2 separate regions of the Homo sapiens genome follow, and region 2 is linked to region 1. A link is an interaction called in ENCODE POLR2A ChIA-PET data of the cell type or tissue named here. Cell type or tissue: MCF 10A. All regions are shown on one strand. Each heading gives the region's core, and the rest is flanking DNA. Links, peaks and the distances in the headings are about the cores only.

Region 1 (11,021 bases), core at 8,496-10,995:
AAAAAATTAGCCGGGCGTGGTGGTGGGCGCCTGTAGTCCCAGCTACTCGGGAGGCTGAGGCAGGAGAATGGCATGAACCCAGGAGGCAGAGCTTGCAGTGAGCTGAGATCGCACCACTGCACTCCAGCCTGGGCGACACAGCGAGACTCTGTCTCCAAAAAAAAAAAAAAAAAAAAAAAAGACAATGAATAGGAGGAGGTGGAGAATTGTGCCCACCTTGACTTCGGGTCCCAGGCAAGCTGTCCCTGTTTAATCAGGGACCCCTGGCCTCTGAGCAGCACTGGGCCTCCATGATAGAGGCTGTTCCTTTGGCCTCCGTTTGGCTCCTTGCACCTCTCTACAGGCTATACTGAGAGGACCAAAGCTAAAGAATGGACACTTCGCATCAATTAACAATGTCACCACCAATGTGATGCAGAGGGAGGCCCAGTGCTGCAGAGGCACCCATGCACAATATCTCCTTGCTTGAAAATTGTCAACAATTTATTGTGCATTCTTAAATAAATAAAAGAGTATACTTGGATTGTTTGTATTGCAAAGAAAGGATAAAGGCTTGAGGTGATGGATACTCCATTTACCCTGATGTGATTATAATGCATTATATGCCTGTACCAAATATCTCATGTACCCTACAAATATATACACCTACTATGTACCCATAAAAATTAAAAATAAAAAGGCTGTAGTGAGTTGAATGGTGGCCCCCCCCCAAAGAAATTTGTCCCCAAAACCTGTGAATGTGACCTTGTTTGGAAAAAGGGTCTTTGCAGACATAAGTAAGGCTCTCCAGCTGAGATCATCCTGGATTAGGGCCTGCCTTACATCCAATGACAAGCATCCTTACAAAAGAAGAGAAGGGAAGAAGACACAAGTGAGAAGGTGATGTGAAGATGGAGGCCTGGAGGCCAAAGGCTGGGCATGGTGGCTCACGCCTTTAATCCCAACACGTTAGGAGGCTAAACCAGGTGGATTGCTTGAGCTCAGGAGTTTGAGACCAGGCTGGGCAACATGGTGAAACCCTGTCTCTATAAAAAACACAAAAATTAGCCAAGCATGGTGGCATGCACCTGTAGTCCCAGCTACCTGGGAGGCTGAGGCAGGAGGATCACTTGAGCCCAGAAGTTCAAGGTTGCATTAAGCCCTGGTTGCACCACTGCACTCCAGCCTGGGTGACAGAGTGAGACTCCATCTCAAAAAAAAAAAAATAAATAAGGAAATAAAAGATGGAGGACAAGATTGGAGTGATGTGGCCACAAGCCAAGGAACACCACTGATTGCTGGCAGCCACCAGAAGCCAGGAGAAGGGGTGTGGCAGAGAATCTCCTGCAGAGCCTCTAGAAGGAACCAACCCTGTGGATGCATTGATTTTGCACTTCTGACCTCCAGGACTGTGAGAGAATAAATTCCTGTTGTGTTTTTTTAAGCTGCCCAGTTAGTGGTCATTGTTATGGCAGCCCCCAGGAAGCTAATACAAAGACCAAACATGTGGCTTTAAAAAGCACAGAAGCGCCAGGCATATGGCTCATTCCTGTAATCCCAACACTTTGGGAGGCCGAGGCAGGAAGATCACTTGAGCAAGATGGCAAAACCCCGTCTCTACTAAAAATACAAAAATTAGTTGGCCGTGGTGTAGCGCACCTGTGGTCCCAGCTACTGGGGACGCTGAGGCAGGAGGATCGCTTGAGCCCAGGAGGTCGAGGCTGCAGTGAGCTGAGATTGCACCACTGCACTCCAGCCTGGGCAACAGAGCAACACCCTGTGTCAAAAAAAAAAAAAAAAAAAAGAAAGAAAAGAAAAAGAAAAAAAGCATAAACGCATAGAGTATAATTTAGAGCTATTTCCAATAAAAAGAGTTAAAATATTAAAACTTCTAGTGCTTAAAGTGTATCAGCCCCAAGCTACTTAGAAAATTCCTGTGAAATGACTGGCACTTTAAGCACTCTAGAGAGCAAGGGTTTTAGAGAATCTAAGCTCAGAAACTGCTCTTCCTTCCTGATTCCACTTGCCCCAGAAAATCTAAAGCATTTTTTAAAATTGTAAATGAAAGAGCAAGAGAGCCTCAATCTGATTAGTCATCTACCAAGGGTCAGTAATTTTGTCACCATCATTTTAATTATGGTTACCAACATCAGCAACCGATACTTATTATAGTACGTGACTCAATGTTAAGTCTTTAAGGTTTCCTCTCATAATTGCCACTAGGTAGGCACTGGTATCCCCTTATTATATACAGAAGGGAAAAAAAGCCTAGATAGGTTAAGTAATCACCCAAACTCACACAGCTGGTAAGAGAAGAGGCCAGGATTTGAGTCCAGAACCTACATACGTAACAGCTGCACCTACTGGCGCTCACCTAAGCTGCCCAAGAAGTCCCATCTCAACTACATTTAGTAAAAGAAAACAGGGCCGGGCGCGGTGGCTCACACCTGTAACCCCAGCACTTTGGGAGGCCTAGACAGGCGAATCGCCTGAGGTCAGAAGTTCGAGACCAGCCTGGCAAACATGGTGAAACCCCCGTCTCTACTAAAAACACAAAAAATTAGCTGGGCATGGTGGCGGGCGCCTGTAATCCCAGCTACTCAGGAGGCTGAGGCAGGAGAATGGCGTGAACCCAGGAGGCAGAGGTTGTAGTGAGCCAAGATCGCACCACTGCACTCCAGCCTGGGCGACACAGTGACACTCCATCTCAAAAAAAAAGAAAACAAGTGACAGGGACTTAATTTCCCTTTTTTTTTTTTTTTAAGATACAGGGTCTCGCTATGTTGCTCAGGCTGGCCTCCAACTCCTGGGCTCAAGTGATCCTCTCACCTCAGCCTTCCAAGTAGCTGAGACTACAGGTAAGTGCCACTGCACACAGCTTAATTTTCATATAACTTCAAAATAGAGAAACTTTGCTTAAATTAATATACTTGTCTGAAAGTTAGAATCCATCAGGAGTTTTAATAATTATGCTGAACAGTTAATGAATGCAGGATGAAACAAAACTAGCATAGCCAAAAGTTCCCATCCAAAATGATTTTCTTTAGGAAAAGTTAGCCAAATCTTAAAAACAAGCAAAACAAAACAAAACAAAAAACCTGTGAAGTTTAAAACTGTTTAAGGCCAGGCATGGTGGCTCATGCCTATAATCCCAGCACTTTGGGAGGCCAAGGTGGGCAGATCACTTGAGCCCAGGAGTTCAAGACCAGTGTGGGTAACATAGAAAAATCCCGTCTCTACAAAAAAAAAAAAATATATATTAGCCGGGTGTGGTGGTGTGTGCCTCTAGTCTCAGCTACTCAGGAGGCTGAAGTGGGAGGATGACTTGAGCCCAGGAGGTGGAGGTTGCAGTGAGCCGAGATCGTGCCACTGCACTCCCGCCTGGGTGACAGAGCAAGACTCTCAAAAAAGAAAAAAGAAAACAAACAAAAAAAAATTTTAAATATTCAGAAACTAAAAAATGAACTAGCAAATAAATCAAATAAATCAGAATCCTTCCAGAGCTAAAAAAACATTCCTTCCAGAATTCGAATTCCTTTAATTCACTTTGGTTTATGTATAACAAAATCAAAGGCTCCAGAAATCTTCAAATAATACAGCAAAGCACCGCAACAGTATGCTCCATCTTTAGACATATCCAGACCAAAATGTGCACACGCAAAATGCCAAATACACACGCTTACCCTTTCAAGTAGGTCTTAGTTCTACCCCCAAACTCAAAAATTATTAAAGATTATACAAGTAATTCCTTTCGCTTACCTGTCAGCCATATTTCTCCACTTAAAAAGCAAATTACTTGCAGAATCACCGATGGGCAGGTGCAATCTCTCCTTAAAATATTTCACAATGCTTTGTTCCTCTAAAAGCACAGGAACTCGGTATGTGGAAGAAACATCATGGATACATATGACCTAAGTGGCGATGAGAAATCACCATACTTAGATGGATCTATTCAAATATGCCACCACAAGAATGAAACAAAATTCAGCAGAGACTGGCAGTTTATTTACACTGATATAACACACACACACGCACACACAAAAACCCAGCAACCAAAGCTAGCATCAGAATTTGCACAAGGTTAGCTTCATTTAATTAGAAAACTAATCCCAGCACTATGGGAGGCCGAGGCGGGCAGATCACCTGATGTCAGGAGTTCGAGACCAGCCTGACCAACATGGTGAAACCCCACCTGTATTAAAAATGCAAAAATTAGCTGGGCATGGTGACATGTGCCTATAATCCCAGCAACTCAAGAGGCTGACGCAGGAGAATCGCTGGAACCCAGGAGGCGGAGGTTGCAGTGAGTCGAGATCGCACCATTGCATACCAGCCTGGGTGACAGAGCAAGACTGTATCTCAAAAAAAAAAAAGAAGTGTACACAAAACGATTGGACAGGTCAGGTGTGGTGGCTCACGCCTGTAATTCCAGCACTTTTGGAGGCTGAGGCAGGCGGATCATCTGAGGTCAGGAGTTCAAGACCAGCCTGGCCAACATGGTGAAACCCCATCTCTACTAAAAATACAAAAATTAGCCAGGCATGGTGACACACACCTATAATCCCAGCTACTCAGGAGGCTGAGGCAGGAGAATCGCTTGAACCCAGGAGGCAGAGGTTGCACTGAGCCAAGAGTGCACCACTGCATTCCAGCCTGGGTGACAATAGTGAAACTCTGTCTCAAAAAAAAAAAAAGATTGGACGCAAACAAAATGGCATGACAACATATCAACATACAGATGCAGAAGTGTCCCTTCAATCTGCCATCACATTTTTCAAAGTAGTTCAGACTTCGGCAATGACTCTGAGGCATCAGGCAGGGGGCTCTCCATCAGACTATTTTCCAAGATGCCAAAATTCAATTTGATCATTTTTAGACTTCAGAGAACCCAGAGTTATAATCTGAAGAAAAGATTTCTGCCAAACCTCACCCTTTTCCTGAGCACCATTTATATCACTCTCTTTAAACTATAGGTAACTCCAATCCCTTATAACCAAGCCTTATTGGAATCAAGAGACAGAGATGAGAGAAGGAAAGAAAAAAGAAAAGCGAATTATCAGAATACCAAGGTGGAAAGCCCTACAGAGCAGAGAACCTAAGCCCAAATCACAGTACAGTTTCTGTACCAATGAAGTCAACTGAGCCCACTGATGGAGTCAGAAGAGCTAGTGCGAATGTCAACGTGCTCGTGTGTTTGGGGTGACTTAAGCTGCCACAGGTAGAGAGGAGAAATGAGTGAAAGCAGTAAGTGTTCCAGAAGGAAACACAAGATAAAGAGATGATAAGTAGGCTTCATGTGGTTCTCTCTCTAGAGGTTTGACTGTGAGTTAAACACCCACCCTGGTACTGGGCACGATGGCTCACGCCTGTAATCCCAGCACTATGGGAGGCTGAGGCGGGCGGATCATCTGAGGTCAGGAGTTCGAGACCAGCCTGGCCAACATGGCAAAACCCCATCTCTACTAAAAATACAAAAAAATTAGCCAGGCGTGGTGGCGCATGCCTATAATCTCAGCTGCTCAGGAGGCTAAAATAAGAGAATTGCTTGAACCCAGGAGGCAGAGGTTGCGGTGAGCTGAGATCATGCCACTGCACTCCAGCCTGGGTGACAGAGTGACACTCTGTCTCAAGAAAAGAAAGCCCACCCTGGTTTTGTGACATAAGTTGAGTGATCATGCAAAGAAACATGCATCCTATCTCACTTAAGGGCTAGGGAATCATGGTTGGATCAGGGTTCCCCAGTGCTTGCATAAATGCCGTGAAAAGTAATATGATCATTGAAGAGGTACAAAACACTGGCATCAGCAGAAGTGCCTGCCAGACAATAAAATCTAAAGAGCAGCACCAACCTGTTCAGGGTTCACGTGACAAAACATAGAAATCTTCTCCTTCACGGCCATCTCAATGGGCGTTGAACTTCGGCAGACAATCTGTCAAAGCCAGTTATGCTTCAGCAAACAGGATTCACTTTCAGCAGGATGCCACATTCATTTCTTTTTACAAGAAACTTGGCCAAGTATGTACTTGTTCACTTTGGACATTCCACTGGACTATTAGAAATTGGTCTGAGCACTAATATAAGTATAATCAAATTCAGCATAAGTGTATCAGTAAGAACTCGAAACATCGAGACGTCTCTGGTGAACAGAGTCCAGGCTCACAAGTGTTGCTTCATTAACTACAAGAAAAGAGCTAGATCGGGGTTAACAAACTTTTTCTCAAAAGGGCCAGATGGGAAATATTTTAGGTTTGCAGGTGACACAGTCACTGTCCTGATCCTCAATTGAGGTGCAGTGTGAAAGCAGCTACAGACAATATGTAAATGAATGGGTGTGACTGCATGCCAATAAAACTTTACTTACAAAAACAGGCAAGCAAGTTGTGGGCTGTTATTTGTCAACCTCTGACAGAGACTACTGGTGATGACTGGATCACCTGCTATAAGGACACATCACTGTTTAGACTAAAAATAAGAGCAGCGGACTGGGCGTGGTGCAATCCCAGCACTTTAGGAGGCCAAGGCAGGAGGATTGGTTGAACCCAGGAGTTCGAGACCAGCCTCAGTAACATAGCAAAACCCTGTCTCTACAAACACACACACACACACACACACACACCACACAAAAATTAGTGCGCTGTGGTAGCGTGCACCTCTAGTATCAGCTACTCAAGAGGCTGAGGTGGGAGAATCACTTCAGCCCAGGAGGCAGAGGTTGCAGTGAGCCAAGATCACACCACTGTACTCCAGCCTGGGCAACAGAGCCAGACCCCGTCTCAAAAAGAAAAAAAGAGCAGTGATAACCCATCACAGGGTTATCATTGATAGCAGGGTCACAGGAAAATCCCAAGGTTTCACCTTCATTCTAAAGAATCCAGGAATCATATAAATGACAGGACATCACACTTGCCCAACTATCAATGTGGCCCATCAAATGAGAGCCTAGGGAAGAACAGATTGAAGCAACACTTGAGGCTAAGGGAATAAGCCTTTTCCGGCTCCCAGATAGAAAAACCTCATTGTCACAGGAGCCGTTTGAGAATGAGAAAGGACTTAGATGATGATAAAGATAAAGAAGTGAAGGGCAGCCAGGCATGGTGGCTCTTGGCTGTAATCCCAAGCACTTTGGGAGGCTGAGGCGGGCGGATCACCTGAGGTCAGGAATTCAAGACCAGCCTAGCCAACATGACAAAACTCTGTCTCTACTAAAAATACCAAAATTATCCAGGTGTGGTGGCATGTGCCTGTAGTCCAGATACTCTGGAGGCTGAGACAGGAGAATCGCTTGAACCCAGGAGGCGGAGGTTGCAATGAGCCAAGACTGCACCACTGCACTCCAGCCTGGGTGACAGAGCAAGACTCCGTCTCAAATTAAAAAAAAAAAAAAAAAAGAAGTGAAGGTCCTGCTCCCAGAGACCTTCAGGATAGACTTACCCACTGTCCTCAACTCACCAGATCTGGAGACAGGCCTAAACCCCTCAGTGCGCGGACGCTGTTTTGGGTGGGTTTGGTTTTTTGTTCTCCGGTAGCACTGAGCTGAAAAAAAATGGGGTCCCGTCAGCACACTGGACACTAGCTCCTATGGATGATTAATGGTGCCCCACTTTCAAATGCAGGACACATAGAATATCATAGGAAAACTTATCAAAGTTGCTGTCCACATACTTATCTGGAAAGCCCACCTGTGGGACAAGGCTAACGTGGATATTACAGAAATTCTCTCTTTTCGCCTTAAACTGGAATTGTCTAAACGCCTCCACAAACGGCATTCCTTCGATGTCTCCAATGGTGCCTCCCAGCTGGGAATGGAAAACAAACAAAAAAAGACACAAATGACCACACATCTCCCACAGTACACAAGCTAATAAAAAGAGTTCTTAATAAACCGAGCATGAGAACTAAAGTTTGATGGTTACACAGAGGTTTATAAATACGTTCAAAATCACTAAATTGTGGCTGGGTATGGCGGCTCACACCTATGATCCCAGCGCTTTGGGAGGCCAAGGCAGGAGGATCACTTGAGCCCAGGAGGTCAAGGCTGCAGTGAGTCATGATCATCCCACTGCATTCCAGCCTAGATGACAGAGCGAGACCCTTTCTCTGAAAAAATATAAAAATAAAAAATAAAACTTCAAAAAAGATTTCTCCACGTGTATACTCTTCAGTAGCCCATTGCTTCATTAAAACTAACAATAAGGCCAGGCGCAGTGGCTCATGCTTGTAATCCCAGCACTTTGGGAGGCCGAGGCGGGCGGATCACAGGTCAGGAGATCGGGACCATCCTGGCCAACATGGTGAAACCCTGTCTCTACTAAAAATACAAAAATTAGCTGGACGTGGTGGGGCACACCTGTAGTCCCAGCTACTCGGGAGGCTGAGGCAGGAGAATCGCTTGAACCCAGGAGGCAGAGGTTGCAGTGAGTCGAGATCACACCGTTGCACTCCAGCCTGGGCGACAGAGCGAGACTCCATCTCAAAACAAAAACAAAAACAAAAAACTAGCATCAAATCTCCTTAATGCAGCCAACAAAAGGCTCTCAGGACCTGGCCCTTGCACTGAGTCTCCAATGCCATCTGGTCCCCTCCCCGCTGGCCTCTTGGGTACTCCATGCTCTTCCTTCCTGCTCCTTAAGCCCTCCTACCCTCCTTCTTCATCTACAGCAACCTCTTTATCCTCCAGTCCAAGAGAGATGCATCCTCCTTGGAGGGCGGACTCTGACCCTCCTTGGAGGGCAGACTCTGACCCCCCACCTAAAGCAGCCTATATCCCACTAGCCCTTGTCACAGCACTGTACCCATCCTAGGAATTCAGCACAAGTTGCCTCTATTTCATTTCCGTCTTTGTTTCCTGGCTCTCTACCCCACTAGACTGTAAGCCCCATGAGGGCATGAGCCCAGTACCCTGCATGCAGCACTGGAGGTTTAGTTTAGTAGTCGGGCCAGGACAGAAAGGTCCTGAAATTCAATATAAGCCCTAAGGAACAGTGTTCTAGTACCTGTTACCAAAATTACAGCAGAACCAAAGCCAGGGCTGGGTGCAGTGGCTCACACCTGTAATCCCAACACTTTGGGAGGCAGGTGTATCACTTGAGCACAGGAGTTTGAGACCAGCATGGGCAACAAAGTGAGACCTTGCCTCCACAAAAACATAAAAAATTAGCTGGGCATGGCGGCACGGCGCCTATGGTCCCAGCCACTCAGGAGGCTGAGGTGGGAGGATCGCTTGAGCCTGGAGAAGTCCAGGCTGCAGTGAGTCATGATCATACCACTGCACTCCAGCCTAGGGAACAGAGTAAGACACTGTCTCTTTAAAAAACAACAACAACAACAACAACAACTCAACGAAATGAAAACATCACATGCAATCAGGAACTTGGCAGGGGTGAAGTGAGTGTAAGTACCCACTAAATACAAGGCACCAAAATCTAATTTTTGAAAATCATTTATTTTTTCTAAGGAAAACCAGAGGTCTGCACTTAAACTAAACCGTGTGCTTCCATCTTGTGTTTTGATGGGGATTCTCTGGGGGGTCAATAATAGTGAATGCCAAAAGGAGGCCAACTTCAAACATTATCAGCTTCTGCCCTCACGTGGTCAGCAGCGGTACTACAGTCTCCCTGCTAATTCAGAAGTTCCCATTACCATACCTCTAGGTCACCCACATTATCGTGTTCAGAAACCTTCAATATTACTACTGGAATAGTTTGAAGTTAACTGTTGCCCCAGATAAAAGGGAAAATATCACCTATAACAATACTTTATGCTGAAATGGAAGCAGCAGCAAATTTATGAGATGTGCAAAGTTGTTTTTGCCTTTGTCTTTAATGAAAGTCTTTTTTCTTTTTCTTTTTTTATTTTTATTTATTTATTTATTTATTTTTGAGATGGAGTCTCGCTCTGTTGCCCAGGCTGGAGTGCAATGGCGCGATGTCGGCTCACTGCAAGCTCCGCCTCCTGGGTGCACGCCATTCTCCTGCCTCAGCCTCCTGAGTAGCTGGGACTATAGGCGCCCACCACCACGCCCGGCTAATTTTTTGTATTTTTAGTAGAGACGGGGTTTCACCGTGTTAGACAGGATGGCCTCGATCTCCTGACCTCGTGATCCACCCGCCTCAGCCTCCCAAAGTGCTGGGATTACAGGCGTGAGCCACCACACCCGGCCCTTTTTAAATTTTTTTTAAAGACAGAGTCTCGCTCTGCCACCCAGGCTGGAGTGCAGTAGTGAGATCATGGCTCACTGCGGCCTCAAACTCCTGGGTATAAATGATCCTCCTGCCTCAGCCTCCCAAGTAGCTGGGACTACAGACCTGCACCACCACACTTGGCTGAGTCTTCTTTTTTGGAAAATAAACAAGAAGAAAGAAAACTGTTATTCCTTTAAGACAAGCATAAATTATTTCAGGTTCATGCCAAGATAACTCGTACTAATATAAATAAAACCTGTCAGCTCCACTGGTATGAGAAGTTGAGGTCTCACTCATAAAAATGGCTTTGAAGACATTTCAACAGCTCCTCTATGATTAAAACTAAAAATCAGCTTTGGCAGTCCTTCTTCAAAAGCTTAAATGGTGCACAGACACAACTGTTGAACACAACTTACAATCAACCAAAGAGGATGGTTGACCACTAGTATCCAATAAGCAAATATAAACATCAGGGTTATAACGGAGAAGGGGTTCTGTTTGTCAGTTTCCCTGTTTCCATGAAATTTAAAATCCAGCCAATGAGCTCCTGGAGAGCAGGAGTCAGATCACACTCAACCTCACATCCTTAGCAGCTATCATCAGGGCTAGTACATATTAAGTGCTAAATTAATCATTGTGAAGACAAGTCAATTCAAGGGTAGAATAAGAAATAAAATTAAAAATTTGCCAGGCATAGTGGTGGTACACTGTAGTCCCAGCTACTTGGGAGGCTGAGGCAAGATGATTGGTTGAGCCCAGAAGTTTGAGGCTGCAGTGGGCTTTGATCGCACCTGTGGATAGCTACTGCACTCCAGCCCGAGGCAACATAGCGAGACCCTATCTATAAAAAATAAATAGCC
Region 2 (11,021 bases), core at 3,668-6,167, 52 kb before region 1:
CAAGATACATTTATTAAATTGAATTAAAGGCTTTAGTTTGTTTTAAACAATAAGTTATTCTTATATAATATGCTAATTTATGAAAAAGTTCCACAGAAATTAGAATTAACCTTATGGGGAGTGGAAAGATCAGCAAATATCAAATGGCGAGCCATCTCCCCACACTGGGGCTGCCAGGGAACAGAGAAATACGCTTCTGAGGTGCATAACTGCCCTCCTACTCGGAAGTTCATTTGTGAGTCACTAAGACCAGGCAAACAGACATTAAACAGGGAACCGGTTCAAATGTAATGGAGAGAACTGTGGATTCAAAAGAACTGAGTGTGAATCAGTCCAAGTCCCAGTCCAAGTTCATCTCCAGGAGCATCGGTAACTCACAAAACAGCCCAATGAACAGGGAGTCACGCAGATCAAATGCGGAGGGGCATTCAGTGTGTTCTACTGAGGCCAGCCCAAGGGACAAGCTTACTAGGGAGAAGAATGCCCAGAGCAGAGGGTCAGTGAGGGCAGGGGAGATGGGAAGAGAGAGAATCAGGGCCCTCCGAGGATGCTGGAAGGGGCAGGGGGAGTCTCCACCACCCAGAGTGCTGGGCACCTGCAGTCACATGAGCCACATCCAACATCTTGTAAAATAAACAATATGGGAAACTTACTTAATATTGAATTTTCAGTTTTGAAAACAGTTCTTCTTATTCCCAGTCTCATTGTTCCTCCCAAATTGCCAGGGTTGTGCTCGGGCATATCAATCACCTTAGAAAACAAAACAAGTCCAGTTTTGCCATCTTGTAAAAATGTCATTTCCCAAATTTCAAGCTTTACGTTTAAAGGAATGATCATTGGGTAAGCATGGTCCCTAAACTATAACATTTGATCAGTCTTTCCAACGATCATGTTCAAATACAGGCATGACATAGACACACTGCACATTGTACTTCCTTTCCATCTGCTTCTCATCTTTCATTTAAATCACTTATAAAACAATGTATCAGGAGCATCTTGATGATGTCCCTCCTGCCATTACTCAAACCATCAGTTCCAAGTAGTCCTCACACTTCGAGATCTGGATTGCTGAGGCCTCCCACTTCGGTGTTCACATCTTTCATGATAACCCTCTTCCCCCACTGCCCAGTGCATTCCCTAAAGATTTTCCATAAGCAAATCTATCAGTACTTGTACTGTGGAAAGGTATACCAAAAGAACCTATTTATAGAAAACCATTAGAGGGATTCCAAAAAAAGAGAAAGAAAGAAAGAAAGAAAGAGAAAGGAAAAGAAAAGGAAAAGAAAAGAAAGAAAGAAAGAAAGAAAGAAAGAAAGAAAGAAAGAAAGAAAGAAAGAAGAAAAGAAAAGGAAAAGAAAAGAAAAGAAAGAAAGAAGTATCATCCAGTCTAGCACACTCTGTAGGTCGGAAACTTAAGTGGCACCCTTGATCGCTCCCTCTCCCTCATAGCCACTCTGTCAAGTCCTGTGGATTTATCCCCTCCAGAATTCCCGCATCCATCCACTTCTCTCCAGCCTTCTCCCAGGCTACAGCAATGGCTCACTGACTGGCCACTCAACATTCCCATGGCCCCAGCACACCCTACCTACTGCAGGCAGAGTGGTCTATTCACACAGCAAATCTTAGTGCGGCATTTTTCCTGCTTGAAACCCTTGACCTCATGGTATCAGGCCAGCCTAACCGTCCAGCCTTATCTTATATTCCCTGCCCCTCTCACCCTGAGTGCTGGTTCTTTGAGTTTTTCAACTGCATCTCCTTTCCTCCCGCCGTGGCGACTTGGCCCACACTGTGCCCTCTGCCTGGACAATCTCCTCCCATTCCTCTGCCCTCTTTTCCTAAATGAAACCATGCTTAACCCTGAAATCTTAGCTCCACTATCCAACATCAGCCACTCCAGGAGCTGGTATTTCTGGGAGCCATAGCTGAGTCAGGGTCCTCTCTCTGTGCCCTCACAGAACGAGGTTCTTCCCCATCCCTGCCTTTCTCTCAGTTTGTGTCTGGCGAGTGCTTTGTGGGAGAGACAGTCAATCTTTGAGAGCCGGAGTGGCTTTATATTTATGATCACAATCGCACTGCAGAAATTGAGAAACAGGTGATTTTTATGAAAAGCCTATCCTGGTGAGTCTCGTAATTCATCTGTTTTCTCAGTTCTGTTCACTACGATCTCATGGTTTCATCTCATCTTCTTTTTTAAAGTTGTTAGAACAGACTACAGTTGGGTGAGTCGACCTGTTCTAATGGAATTGCTTGAGCTTCCCTCTCATAAAACCTTTCATTTGTTGTTGTTGTTTTTTTCCCATACCGTAATTGCCACATATTGCTCTACAGGAATCTTTGACAACTGGAATTTTCTGAGGTAAAAAATTCCCAACAAAATGTCTGATCTTATCAGTGCCCCAGAACTTTCCGAGCCATCTGAACACAGTGTCCCAAGCTTGCTCCAAGAGTTACTTCAGGGAAAGGGTGGAGAAGAAACTCGATGACCTCCCTTGTTAGATGGACTGCTCAATTCTCAAGTGCTCTTGGCCTTGGCATCTTGTTCCTATCTTTGGTTAGCTAATTATGGCTAGGTTAAGTATTACTGGAGTGAGGTGAGATAGGGCATTCACTTCTGGCCGATGAAGCTGAGTTGCACATAGATGCCTGGCCTCTCTATGTATTCTCTAAATCAGGTAAGACTGCACCACCTGCCACAGATTCAGAAGTCCTACGTGTATTCAGAGCCTCAACTTCCATTTAAGTTTCAGACAACCTGAACCATCTAGGCAGACTACAGGGATAACCTCCCCTAATTTCTTGATAGAAGTGCACTACGACTCTTCAGTCTTCCTCACTGTGTTGGGTCCCAATACCCAATACCCAAGAAGAGTCTTTACATGTAGTTTGTTCAGTTACTGGCAAGGTTGGTATTCAAGAAATATTCTGGTATGAAGCATTGAGATTAGAGTAAAATTAGCCAACTAAGAACAGGAGGCCAGGTGCAGTGGCTCACGCCTGCAATCCCAACCCTTTGGGAGACCAAGGCAGACAGATCACTGGAGCCAGAAGTTCGAGACCAGCCTGGACAATATGGTCTCTACAAAAAATACAAAAATTAGCTGGGTGTGGTGGCACAGGCTGCAGTCCCAGCTATTCAGGAGGCTGAGGTGGAAAGATTGCTAGAGCCTAGGAGGCGGAGGTTGCAGTGAGCTATGATCACACCACTGCACTCCAGCCTGGATGACAGAGCAAGACCTTGTCTCAAAAATGTAAACAAAAGAAAAGAAAAAGAACAGGAAATCTGCCTTACTGCTTACTTGGGATGAACTTGACAAACACTTGAAGACCAGAAAATATTTCCAAAAGTCAAGTGTAGGGGTGGGAGGTGGGGAGAGAAGGAAAATGCAGTGGGCATAGGGGCTGCCTAAGAGCATTAAAAACTCCTTCAACAAAGCGGGAGAAGTCTAAAAAGTCCTCAAAGAATACTATGAGATTATTTAGCAACATGGAGACAAACACAGAGAAAGAGCTAGAAGAAGCTAAAGAGTGGTACAGAGGGAGTGAGGATTAATGACTTTGTCATTATAGGCTTTTCAGAACTGTTGGCTTTTTAAACTTTGCACATCGTATTTTACTAATGAAAATACAAGTTTAAGTCATCAAGAGTAAAATGTAGTATTTAGGCCTTACACTAGGGTATTAGTTCACATTATCCCTGCTGTTTTCAGAAGTAATAAACGCTACCTTCTCCTGAAATGATAGCACAGAAAGAAAATCCAAGGTATAAATGCCACTGTGATCCTCTGATTAAAACATGCTAGCGTAGGAACCAGTGGAGAAGGCAAAAAATGCTAGAGAAGAGGTGGGAAGCAGGTGAAAATAGGTCTCCAGTACCAAATGTTGCCCTGAACATCAGTGAAAGGAGAAAAGCAGGGAGAGAATTGACAGGCAAGTCGCTGATGGAGGGAGGGAACAGGAAGGTTCTGTGTGGGCCTAGCTTAGGAGATCTCATCTGGGAATCACCATCACATACTCAGGCAAAGAACGCTGCCAGGCACCAGCTGGTGGAACCCCAACACTCAGGAAGCGGAAGGTCAGGGCAAGGCAGAGACTATGGTGCCCAAGCCTGACACACCAGCTGCCTTGCAGAGTTATCAGATGATCCTACAAGCTGGATCCTACAAGATGATGATGGCTGGCTGCCTCTTGGGTTATAAGCAACCTGATTCAGCAGCAAAAATTAACAAAAATGTCTTTGTTCCTTGCATTCCTTCCACTAAAAGCCTGAGAGACAGGAGAACATCACAGTTTCAAAACATATCTATTTTATTGTTACTGGGGTGGTTAAAGAAAATAATCTCAAATATGCTTTAGATTTAACACCAACATTTCCAAAATACTCTAGATTTTTGCATCTGAAAGGAAAACGCATCTTCCATTGCAAAAGGATTGCCTTTGCTTCCTCTAATTCAGCCTAAATACTGGCTGTCATCTGATCCCCAGATTTGTCCTCTCTTGGAACTGAGCCATATAGTATGAGAAAAATAAAAAAGGATCAATAAGTGATAAAGCTTTAGGAGATGTAAAATCAGCATGTAAGGATAAATATGGCACTAATTAACCTTTACTGATGTTTTCTGCAGCCCATAATAAAAGTGTAATGAGTTCAAGACTTTACAGCATCCCAGGTGCCTTAAACAACAAAGTCTACAGGAGTTAGGTTCTCTTAGCAACAGTGAAATTCCTGACTGGACCTACCTGACCTACCCTGGTAAGCCCAGCTTTCCTTTTGTTCCTCATCGTTGAATATTTCACCTGGAGACAAAGGGAAAGCCTACTCACCAGCAGCTATTTCTATTTCCAGACTCTTAGGCAACATACAGCAATTTCCTCTAGCATTTTTTTTTTCCACTTTGTAGCATCGGGGTTTCATCATGTTGCCCAGGCTGGTCTTGAATTCCTGGGCTGAAGCAATCCGCCCACCTCAGCCTCCCAAAGTGCTGGGATTATAGGCATGAGCCACCACGCCCGGCCTCCTCTAGTATTCTTTACAAGTATTCTCCAATTCATTCCTTTCCTACTGCTCATTAGGTTTTCAAGCCTGATTCTGATTTTGATTCTAAGTCATATTCAAATTGTACATAAAGTATCAAGCAGTTTTACATCAGCATTACTTTCCCTAATGTTGGGTTGCACTGCTAGCTCCAGCAGCCTCCATCACTACAGACTAAACCTAAACTCTTCTGGGTGGCTCTCAGGTCCTACCTCACACAGGAGCCCAGACTAGCCATGCCCTCCTCATGTATTCGAACCTGTAGCTTCTACCACAGCTAGCTGGGGCCATTGTCAATGGCACCTCCACTCTCCTACCCACCACCATACTACACACAGACCACCTCCTTCTCTACTTTTCCCAAGATACCTTCTCCCTCCCATTCCTCATGCTTTAGGGGCCCCCTCCAGTTCCCCTTACTGCCTCATAATTAATGCCATTGTTATGCTCAGCCTACCAAATAAATAACCTATACATCATCAATTCATTTTCAGTAACTCATAGTAGGAGACTGAATAATGCCTCCCCTACCCTAAAGATATCCGCATCCTAGTCCCTGAAACCTATGAATCTGTGGCAAAAGGGACTTTGCAGATGTGATTAAGTTGAGGATCTTTTTTTTTTTTTGAGACAGGATCTCACTCTGTCTCCAAGGCTGGGGTGCAGTGGCATGATCATAGCTCATTACAGCCTCTGACTCCTGGCTTCAAGTGATCCTCCCACCTCAGCCTTCCAAGTAGCTGGGGCCACAGGTGCATGCCACCATGCCCGGCTAATTTTTTGGTATTTTTTTGTAGAGATGGGGTTTCGCCATGTTGCCCAGGCTGGTCTGGAACTCCTGGCTTCAAATGATCCTCCAGCCTTGGCCTCCCAAAGTTCTGGGATTACAGGAATTAGCCACCATGCCCAGCCTGTAAATTGAGGCTCTTGAGAAGGGAAGATTCTGGATTATCAGGGTGGGCCCATTGTAACCACAAAGGCTCTTAAAACAGGAAGGCAGGAGGGTCAGGGTCAGAAAAGGGGATATGACCACAAAGCAGAGATCAGAGAGACTGGAAGATGCTATGCTGCTGGCTTTGAAGATGGAGGATGGCCGTGGGCAAGTGGCCTCTAGAAGCTGGAAAAAGCAAGGAAATGGATTCTCTCGTACACCCTCCAGAAGGAACACTGCCCTGCCAACCCACTTTATATCTCTGACTTCCAGAAGAAATGTATATGTGTTTTAAGCCACTGTGTTTGTGGTAATTTGTTACAACAGCCATAGGAATCTAATACCGTTATTTACTACAAACAGCTTTAACTTCCTCTATTATTTCATAAATGCATCTCCTCTCATAAATTAAGTGTAGGCTCATCAAGCACAAGGATTAGATCTTTTTATTTTCCATCTCCACTGAGGAGTTCGACACAGTGTCAAGTTCAGATCAAGTACTCAATAATGGAATCTCTCAGTGTTTTTTGTTTTTTGTTTTTTTGAGACGGAGTCTTGCTCTGTCGCCCAGGCTGGAGTGCAGTGGCACGATCTCGGCTCACTGCAAGCTCCGCCTCCCGGGTTCACGCCATTCTCCTGCCTCAGCCTCCTGAGTAGCTGGGACTACAGGCGCCCGCCACCATGCCCGGCTAACTTTTTTTTTTTTTTTTGTATTTTTAGTAGAGACGGGGTTTCACCGTGTTAGCCAGGATGGTCTCGATCTCCTGACCCTGTGAACCACACGCCTCAGCCTCCCAAAGTGCTAGGATTACAGGCATGAGCCACTGTACCCGGCCTGGAATCTCACAGTGTTTTAAGTGTATTAAAAACTAACAGGGGAGACTAAGGGATGGGTCAGTGGGCCACAGAGTAGCAGAGGGGTGTCTGAGATACTCATGGATGTCCCAAGTTGCAGGTGAGTCTCTTCAGCAGACGGGAAGGGAGGGGTGGTGCCCTACTCAGAGGCCGAGTACACACTATGCCCAGTCCTGCCTGACAGAGTCCTGCCTCTAACCTGAAGCAGTTTATTTCCCATTTCTGGCTTCCAACCTGCGCTGCTGTGTCACCAAGTAGTGTGAGAATGGAATCTACAATGAGGAAATCAATGAGCAGTCCCATAAGTACGTATGTATTTTTCCAGTCTTTTAAACTTGTTTTTTTCCCCACCAGTAAAAGAAAGCTGCTATGGTTTGAATGCATTCCCCAAAGTTGATGTGTTGCAAGCTTAATCCTCAGTGCAACAGTGTTGAGAGGTGGAATCTTTAAGAAGCAATTAAGTTATAAGGGCTCTGCCCCCATGAATGGATTAATGCCATTATCATTGGAATGGGTTAGTTATCATGGGAATGGGTTCCTGGTAAAAGGATGAGTTCAGTCCCCTTCCCTCTCTCTCACCCATGTGATGCCTTCTACCACATGATGACACAGCAAGAAGGCCCTCACCAGATGCCAGCACCTTGATCTGGGACTTCCCAGCCACCCTCCAGAACTGTGAGGAAATAAATTTCTCTTCTTTATAAATTAGCCAGTCTCAGGTACTCTGTTATAGCAGTGCAAAACAGACAAAGGCCTATATCATTTTCATCAGGAAAAGAACTTTCTTACACCTCAGAAAAAGAACCTTCTTATACCTCCAGATGTAAACCTAACACTTAAGTGTGATACTACCTGTGGTCCTAATGTTAACATACAATGGTTGTCCTCAGAGAAGCCCTTCTCCTGGGAGGGGCATGTGGCACGGTGGTTGAGGGTGCAGGCTGGGCCTGAACTTGAATCCCAGCTCTACTGCTGACCAGCAGTGTGACCCTGAGCAGGTCCTTGGATGTCTCTACAGACTGGGGGGACCAACAGCATCCACTTCATAAAGTTGCAGCAAGGATTTAAGGAGGCCGTGGGAGTTGGGTGCCTAGGTCAGCACACTGCCCATAGTAAAGATACGCACTCAAGAAGCACAGGCTATGGTCAGGAGACCTCTGGGAACTCAACTGCTGAAGGTGAGCACAGGCTGACCCAAAAGACAGTGAGCCTCACAGCCCAGGCAAAGGTTGGAAGTGAACTTTGTCTGAAGGTCCAGGGAAGGTAGACACCAGGTCAGGTGACAAGCAAGCTATACTTTCTGGGAAAGCAGCATTTGAGTATTCAAGGTCTCTTTTAAACTTCAGGATCAAAGATAACAAGAACCCATGGATAGCATTTCACACCCATTTTGTTTTGCAGGGACCAGGTACTAACACTGTACCCTCTTCCTGAAGGTGCTTTTCAAGACATTGCATGCTGTCACCTTCAAGCAGAATAACCCACAGAAGCCTGTGGTGCCCAGAGCTCTTAAAATATGTTACTCTTGGCTTTCCTAGGAAAAATTAAGCCTGTCCAAAGATCAAACAATTGAACAGTGAGGTGATAAATAACCTTTGCCTCTCCATTTTCCCATTACCACCCTTGTGCCTGTCGTTTCCCCCCTTCTCTGGTTTCAAAACGCACTCTTGTGAACACACCCTGTAATTATCACTTGTCTCCATATATTTTTAGTTAATGTTTCACAAGAGTATCTATTAGTGGATTTTTCATGCTTCCAAGTGCAAGTTTACCCTCATGCTTTTAAGTCTATGGGTAAAGAGAAAAATAAGAGACAAGAGATGTGACTGGTAGAAGTGAGCAAGTAAAAACTTAAGAAGCCGCACAGGCTGTTTTTCAAGTTCAAGTTTTGCTAGCATTCGCTACAAGTATAAATTCTGACAATAGGCAGCATTGGGCCCATTCTTTTTTTTTTTTTTTTTTTTTTTTTTTTTGAGACAAAGTTTCGCTCTTATTGCCCAGGCTGGAGTGTAATGGCAGGATCTCAGCTCAACGCAACTTCCACCTCCCGGGTTCAAGCAATTCTCCTGCCTCAGTTTCCCGAGTAGCTGGAATTACAAACATGCACCACCACGCCTGGCTAATTTTTGTATTTTTAGTAGAGATGAGGTTTCTCCATGTTGGTCAGGCTGGTCTCGAACTCCTGACCTCAGGTGATCCGCCCACCTCGGCCTCCCAAAGTGCTGGGATTATAGGCGTGAACCACCGTGCCCGGCCGCATTGGGCTGATTCTAATCAGAAGTTGTCCCTTGAAAGAAGAGATTTGTAGCCTAGAAGACTATTAACCAATACTGCTCCAAAAGTTTTTCTTAGAGATAATTTTTATATATACATACACACGTCATATGTAATATATGGGTGTATTATATAGAACATGTTATCTTTCATCCTATATCGTTACTAAGATGACATATAGTTATTAAAATCATTTCTTCAGATGCAAAAAATAGGCCAGGTGCAGTGGCTCACGCCTGTAATCCCAGCAGTTTGGGAGACTGAGGCGGGCAGATCATTTGAGCCCAGGAGTTGGAGACCATCCTGGGCAACATGGCAAAACCCATGTTGTATTTTTCTACAAGAAATACACAAAATATATATATATGTATCCGGGCATGGTGGCACATGCCTGTAGTCCCAGCTACTCGGGAGGCTGAGGTAGGAGGATCACCTGAGCCCATGGAGGTTGAGGCTGCAGTGAGCTGTGTTCACGCCACTGCACTCCAACCTGAGTGACACAGTGAAGTGGCTTCAAAAAAATAAACAAAAAAACCAGATGCAAAACATAATAAACACCCCATTTGATTTTAGCTCACTAGTGGTAATTTGAGAGAAAAGATGATTTAAGATGCTATTCAACAATTGGAGAGATTTGACGTGGGCTATGATAATGGCATTGTGGTTACATAGGAGAATGTCTTTGTCCTTAGGAGACAGATGCTGAGGTGCTCAGGGGGGAAGCATCTGGATGTTTGTAATTGATTCTCAAATGACTCAGGGGTGGAGGAAAGTATCTGTCCAGAGAAAGAGAAAGCAAATGTGGAGATGTTCGCAATTAGTGAATCTAGTCGAAAGGCAGACTGGTGTTCATTGCACTATTCTTGCCACTTTTCTGTAGATCTGAAATATTTTTTAAAAGATGTTTAAAAAAAGATAGTTCTTGTTATGATTAAGCACAAACGCCTACTTCCTCCCAGGAAAACAGAACATATGTGTAAAAACACTGGCAATTTTCTAAAATCTTGATTAAAATGCATTGCCAAAATCAGAATATTTTTGTGTAAAATCTTATAACTAAAAATAAAATGCCTGTCTTTACTCCAACCAGTGAGTTAATACATATTCTATATTGGTGCATAGCAAAGTCAAAGAATCCATAATAAAAACAAGAAGAATATATACAAGACAGCAAAGACACATGGAATGATAAATGCTCAAGACTGGCGGGAAGCTTTTAAGGAATTCTATTAGATTTCCCATTTGTTCTCCAATGTAAATAAGGCCCTAGAATTTTAGAGCTGAGAAACATCAGGGAGAAATACAGTCCCAATAGTCCAGTCCTCAGTTTGTAGGTGATATAAGGCAGAGTCAGGGAAAATTCTATAAGTGTGGAAGTGTACAAGTGTTTCAAAGCTGTAAAGTGCTCTTAAAATCCACCTGGAACCCCTTCCTGTGAGTTACAATCAGCATTAGATCAATGTCCCTTGGAAATGTCCTACTTATTTCATGGAACTCTTTCCAGTAGAAATCAATCTCCTTGGCAATTTTAAATCATGGCAGTTACAAAAAGTTTGAAGTATTTCCAACTGAACAAGAGTAAGTCGAGTGTTCTCACAAGTTTTTCGAATGATCACGAAATATATTTGGTAAGGAAAAGGATAATGAGAAATAAAAAGCAGACACAGGACCAACAAATAATGAAAGAGCTGAAAAAATGACCATGTTACTCAATATTGATTTGCCAAATAAAACCACAAATTACTGAGTATCTTCTTTCCACTTCTTAAACCTGCTTCTGAAGCAATACTTCCATTCATTCATTCATGTATTCAAATATTTAAGCTGCTAATATGTAAAGACATCAGAAGGACTTCAATGGCCATACCGTAATTTTTTAAACTATGTAATATTGTCCTTCTATGACAGCATTTTTTCTTTTTTACAGAC

The links. Peaks named below come from ENCODE experiments on the same cell type or tissue, not always from the same donor. Only the 100,000 strongest peaks of a DNase experiment are listed, where the experiment ranks them.
Region 2: POLR2A ChIA-PET joins it to region 1 with 5 read pairs; 1 of 35 experiments calls an interaction of 5 or more read pairs at or near these places.

What each region holds. Positions count from the first base shown.
Region 1 is chrX:16,685,712-16,696,732 of GRCh38, forward strand. It overlaps CTPS2 (CTP synthase 2), which reads right to left. Exons shown (of 19, transcript NM_175859.3): 5 at 7,660-7,776; 6 at 7,430-7,513; 7 at 5,829-5,909; 8 at 3,739-3,890. Among named protein-coding and RNA genes, the nearest start is that of CTPS2, 21 kb to the right of the region's middle. In MCF 10A, for the core only: a CTCF peak has its summit at 9,577 (motif pointing left); a DNase peak (open chromatin) is centred at 9,570.
Region 2 is chrX:16,638,494-16,649,514 of GRCh38, forward strand. It overlaps CTPS2 (CTP synthase 2), which reads right to left. Exons shown (of 19, transcript NM_175859.3): 14 at 654-750. Among named protein-coding and RNA genes, the nearest start is that of S100G, 6.2 kb to the right of the region's middle. In MCF 10A, for the core only: no CTCF peak of the experiment used is centred there; a DNase peak (open chromatin) is centred at 4,888.